2 separate regions of the Homo sapiens genome follow, and region 2 is linked to region 1. A link is a loop called in an ENCODE intact Hi-C map of the cell type or tissue named here. Cell type or tissue: natural killer cell. All regions are shown on one strand. Links, peaks and the distances in the headings refer to the core of each region. The heading gives the core; the rest is flanking DNA. Region 1 overlaps APBA2 (amyloid beta precursor protein binding family A member 2). Region 2 overlaps APBA2 (amyloid beta precursor protein binding family A member 2).

Region 1 (2,910 bases), core at 103-2,602:
GCGCACATAGAGCTCCTTCAAGTATAAAAATGTAAATATGAGGCTTTGAATCACCTGTAAAAGTGGACAGATTATAATTCTAATGAGATAATCAGAAATTACCCTAAACAAATAATTAAAATGTTTCTTTAGCCATTCATCGCATAATTATTGCCTTAAGAACAATGTGTTGGGCAAATAAAGAGATGGCTTATGTACCATTCTGAAAGGAGAGACTCTCTGCATTTTAATGAGGCTCCTCAAAGCCCTCATGAATATGTATTTTCCCACAACAAAGCTTGACCCCACGGGTTTGCAGAGCTGGTGCTTCACGACACTTTCAGACTGCGGAGGGTGTGCATATGGGGGTGGGCGGGGAGAGGACTGCGATGAAAGTGAAGAGAGGAAGGAGGACCACCTCTCCTTTCCAATGCCCAGGGTCTCAGCCCACCTTCTCCTGGGCAAGATGGTTTCATGAAAAGAATGAGAAAGAGGCCACCAGGTCTCAGACTTCCCTGAATAGAGGAAGCTCTGCACAGGAAGGCTGAAGAGGAAGCTACTGCCAGCAGGCTCGGGGGTTTCAAGGCCAGGCCCTTGGGTTGGATCAGGAATTCAGGGCAAGGGCATTAGAAGGCTACGGGCAGGAAGCTGGGGTGGAACAGGAGGAGGGGTGTTCAATTGTCTGCAACATCACATCTGAATTCTGCCTCTCCCTCCATGTTGGCTACAGACAAAGTTACAAAGGGCTTTCTGTGTTCCTTTCAAAAAGGATAGTAATACAGCCTCCTCCCGGGGGCATCAGCTGTTGAGCCGGGCCAGGCTGCGAGCCCTTCACGAATGGCTGCGCTGCTGGACAGGGCACCTGCAATCTGGTCCTGGGGTCTGCAGTCGTAGGGAAGAGCCCCATTCACTGGGGAAGGAAACAGGACACAGGCAACACAGTGGCTTCGACTTCATCACAAAGGTTTAGTCTACTCAGCGTCTTCACTTCTCTAAGAAAGCGGCCAGTTGCTCTCACTTCCTAGGTAGACACCCCTAGCAGAGGGTTATAATTACGAAATTTCCTCCACCCAAAATGGCCCAGGGAAGATACTTCTGGTCCCCATGTAAAGGAGATGACCCAACGTCTCTGAGGAGGCTAAAGATGTTTCCATGTTGAACAAGCTACCCGTTAAGGGAGCTGCAGAGCCGTAACCTGCTTGCCTCTGCTCAGGGGAAACTGGCTGTTTGCACCGTTGTTCCATTTCTTTCCCAGGCTATGGTGCTTCTGTGGCTTTTCACGGCCTGTTCTGTGAAGCAACATGGTGCTTCACAGATCCTGGCCCTTTGCAAGGAGGCCTCTTTATCACACCCAAAGTGAGCACCACACAAAAAGCATGTCAATCACACACACGCTTTCCGCAGTGGAGTCAGCATGGGCTGCTTGCTTCCTGTGTGAACGTCAGAAAATCCCTTCACACCATCTCTGTCAGTTTCATCGTGTATAAAACTGGCCAATAACTACTTCAAAGGTGGCTGGGAAGGTGAATTGCAAGGGAACCTCTAGAATGTTGCCTGGAATCACATTAGCATCAAATAGTATTCCCTTCTTCACTCCTAAGCTCGCCATCTGCGGTCCTCCAAAAATAAGTAATTTCTGGGTGAGTTCATGAACTAAAGGTTAGTCCAGCAGCAAGAATCCTCCACTGGGAGTCCAGCAATGCGGCCTCAGTTCCTCACTCTGTTACAGGTTGGCTCTGTGACCCCAAGTGGATCAGTGAGAAAGTCAGGCCTGCCAGCCCCTGTCCTCTCCAGGCACCCTAAACTCCGGCTCTGGGCAGCTGTCACTTGACCAAGCCCTGCAGTCCAGCTTTTCCCACTTGCTCCTGGCCCAGAAGCGCCTCAGGAAACCCGGAGCCTGTCTCAGGACTGTTTCCCAGCCCTAGGAGACCTGCCCATCGCCCACCGCCTCCTTCCCAGAGTCTGCGAGTCTCCAGAAAGCCCAGAGCTCATCCATGTGCATCCCCCAGAAGCCCCACAGGCTTCACACTGACTTCCGACAAAGGCACAGAATCATCACACCGCCCAGGAGCAATAGCAGCACTGCACCTTATGTAAGGCCTTTCCATAAGAGGAAGCAGGCCCATGTCTTCACTCCATTTAGAACGGGTTTTGAGTGTCTATTTATAGGCATCACACACCCAGCCTTTGCGGAGGGTGGAGGAATCAGGCCTCTGGGCCCCTGTCCACCACCCTCATTTGCATTCTTTTCATGTTTCTTTTCTCTCATTTCCCAGCAGCATTTTCGCTCAAAAGCCAGGTCACCTACCACTTGGACCCAGCACCACTTTTCATTTTCTGCAGAGAAAAATATTCATTTTCGTTTCCATGCAGGAGTGTCCTGTCCTTGCCCTCTCCAGGGCCCCTGGCTAGCATTCACTAAAGCACGGCTGTGTGATTCGAGTGACCTATGTCTCCTGGACAGAGGGCTCCCCTGAAAGTCATGCCCAGCAAGGTCACGAGAGCCGGGAAGTCCCTGGGGGCAGCTGACTCTGAGTCGTAAGTGAGCCAGGCATATTTGGGGGGCGGGCTCCATCCCAGCAGGCAGAAGGAACACAGAGGATCAGACATGGCTTGGAAACCCTAGGCTTTTCCCACTGCCTGGCCATTCCTGCATCTGCCAAGCACATCACTCCATCCTCTTCCTGCCCCTCCAGGGGCAGTGAGGACCAGGCCACTTCCCCAGTCCCCCTCGGCTGTTTGTGATCAGACAGAAAGGCTGGGACCTGCTCTTTTCTCACCATTTTTGGAACAATTAAATCCTTCTCAATCTTCAGGCCGTAAATTAAGTACACAGGTCTCCCCATGATATCAAAACACTCTGCTCTCCAAGTGTAGCCATTCACAGGTCTTTATTTTTGTTTGGAGGATTGGGAGCTGGTTTATTCTGCA
Region 2 (2,910 bases), core at 291-2,790, 57 kb before region 1:
GACCAGTGAAAAGGCTATTCTCTCTTCTGGGGGAAAGCAAGGGGCTAGCATCAGGAAAGTGGCACAGAGGACGTCCAAAAGTTTGCTTAACGTTCTACTTCTTTTTTTTTTTTTTGAGATGGAGTCTCGCTCTGTCGCCCAGGATGGAGTGCAGTGGCACCATCTCAGCTCACTGCAAGTTCCACCTCCTGGGTTCACACCATTCTCCTGCCTCAGCCTCCCGAGTAGCTGGGACTACAGGTGTCCCCCACCATGCCGAGCTAATTTTTCGTATTTTTAGTAGAGACGGGGTTTCACCGTGTTAGCTAGGATGGTCACGATCTCCTGACCTCGTGATCCGCCCACCTCGGCCTCTAAAAGTGCTGGGATTACAGGGGTGAGCCGCCACGCCCAGCAACGTTCTACTTCTTCAGCTAATTGCTTCCCCAAATGTTTGTCATATTCTTTAAACTGTACTCTTACATTACACATGCCTTTTTGCTTGCATGATAGTTCAATTATTTAAAAAAACATATTCCAGTAGTCCAGTTAAGAGCTTGCACACTTGAAAATGCTTAAAATGCTAAATTTTTTATGTCTATTTTACTGCAATTTTTAAAAAGAAAAAAAAGGAGAGCTTAAACTAAAACAGTAGAGAGGACAGTGGAGAAGTGGCTCAGTGAGGACCTTAGGTGGCAGAAGCAAAGGGATCTGGGCTCAGATGGGAGCAGGAAGTGAAGATGAAAGAGGAGCTATCAGTGACCCTCAGCAGTCACTGCCCGGGCTCTCATCTTGCCTTCCTGTACCTCCTCTTCCCCTCTTGTCTCTTTAGTTTAGGCCACAAACTCAAGGCCTTCCATATTGTGTATCCCCCCAGAGCTCCAAACACAGCACCTTGTTTGTAGTGGTGCCCAAAACACATCTTGTTATGAGACTGAGTGTACCAGATGGTCACGGTTACAGCAGTATGAATATTCCCAAAAGAACGAAGAAGGAGATAATTATTTCATCCAGTCCAGACACTCAGAGTGTGGGCACAATTACTGATGGAGCCACATGCTTCCAACGTGTGAATTCACTCCAAGGACACTTGACATCTAAAGAAGCAATGTTTACTCCGCCACCTGCACAGGCTTGTCCATGGCCGTGTTTCAGGAGCATCACTGGTATGCGGAGCAATTCACAGCACTCCCCCTAGAGTGGCCCACAGACAGCAAAGATGTCCCACACCAGGAAAATTGTCACTGAGATGGACCCTGCAGGGCCCGTCACCCCATTCGCAAACCCTGAAACTGGCAGGACAATTCGAAAGAGCTGTTCCCTAGAAGAGAACAAGGGGCCAGCACTCACTAAGACATCTGCAACCCAGATGTGTCAGAGGACACATCAAGAACACTGAGCTGCCTCAAAGACCACATATAACTTGTCACCAGATTTCTTATCTTCACAGAGGACAGCCAGCCACAAGAGAGAGGCTGCAGGAGTGATGTCAGGGACTTAGCAACCACAACTCTCAGACACAATCTCCAGTAACTACATTCCTCAAAACGGTCTCTCAGAAGCATGTGCTGAATGCAGCTGCTAACATGCAACCAGACGTCCATGTCTTGACGTCAGGACGGCAAAGGGCAGATGGTACATCACTGGCACATGAGCACACAGCTCCCATTCCTTGCATAGCGGTGCCATCTCTACAGCATCCCTGTTTCTCGCCAGGCTCTGACATCAAGCTGTGCACGTTGAAGGTATGCACATCCTTGTTAAGAGAACAAACTAAAGTACACAGTACTCTTGCTATCTTAACTTCAAAATCTCTGTCATTCGGGGGGATAAAATCTGTAATATGCACATATAAATATGTATACCAACACTAAATAAAATATTCTCTAGGCCAATATAGGACATAAGGACTAAAATACACATTACAGTAACATGGAACAGTCCAGATCCTATTAAAATGTTATTCAAGTTTTCAAAAATGAAAACACTGAGGACATTGTAGGAGAACTACAATAGAACCAGGAGTTTATTTTCCACTGGTGTTTCCTATTAGCTCTCCAAGCCTTCAGATGATTTCAGAAAAATTTATTCCAGATGTATAACACTACGACAACAATATAATTTGGACTATAATTACTCAATTCATAACTTACCACTGCTTCCTATACTTTTTGCATTTCTTTCTCTTGAACTATTTAGTGGGATTTCATTTTTATTTTGTAAAAATAATTGTTAGAGTCATTTTGTTTACTTAGGAGGTAACTCTTTTGTATCTATAAAATGGCTCTGATCTCACATAGAATGATACCTTTGCTAGGTATAAGATTATTGTATTGCATCCTTTTCACAATAATTTGCTAACACTGTTCCACTATCTTCTAGCTTACAGTCTCGCAGATGTGCATTTTAATACTATTCAGATTCTTTTTACCTTGGTACAAAAATCTATTCCTTCCGTCTGGAAGCTGATACAATTTCCTCTCCACTCTTAGAGTTCAGAAATTCCAGCAAACTATGTCTAGATAAGGGTCTTTTTTAATTTTATGAGGGTCTCATTAATTTTATGTGAGATTCATTTGGTGAGCCCTTTCCGAATCAAGTCCCACATCTTACTTTAGTTACAGGAAGATTCTTGCTATTTCTTTTTTATTTCTCTCCCTAATGGCCTTTTTCTCTTTCTGGAATATCTCTGGAATTTGCCCTCCAAATCACTGAACTTTACACTCATAGCACCCATTTCACATTTTTTTCTGTGTGGTATAAATTAGTTCCTCCATTTGACCTTCCAAAACACTAACTCACTTTTCAGCAAGATATAGCATGTGACCTGTCTTTGCTCTTGCTGGCAACAAAGGGCCCCTGAGACACCAGTGCATGTCTTTCAGCGACTGGTGGATGGCTGGGCAGTGTAAGATACAGTGGGAGAGGATT

The links. Peaks named below come from ENCODE experiments on the same cell type or tissue, not always from the same donor. Only the 100,000 strongest peaks of a DNase experiment are listed, where the experiment ranks them.
Region 2: it touches region 1 in a loop (3-fold over the local background); 8 of 110 quality-filtered maps call a loop at or near these places.

The regions. Positions count from the first base shown.
Region 1 is chr15:28,992,785-28,995,694 of GRCh38, reverse strand. The region is part of intron 2 of APBA2 (amyloid beta precursor protein binding family A member 2); the gene reads right to left. Among named protein-coding and RNA genes, the nearest start is that of APBA2, 110 kb to the right of the region's middle. In natural killer cell, for the core only: no CTCF peak of the experiment used is centred there; a DNase peak (open chromatin) is centred at 1,354; H3K27ac peaks cover 2,500 bases.
Region 2 is chr15:29,049,660-29,052,569 of GRCh38, reverse strand. The region is part of intron 3 of APBA2 (amyloid beta precursor protein binding family A member 2); the gene reads right to left. Among named protein-coding and RNA genes, the nearest start is that of APBA2, 170 kb to the right of the region's middle. In natural killer cell, for the core only: no CTCF peak of the experiment used is centred there; a DNase peak (open chromatin) is centred at 1,469; H3K27ac peaks cover 1,382 bases.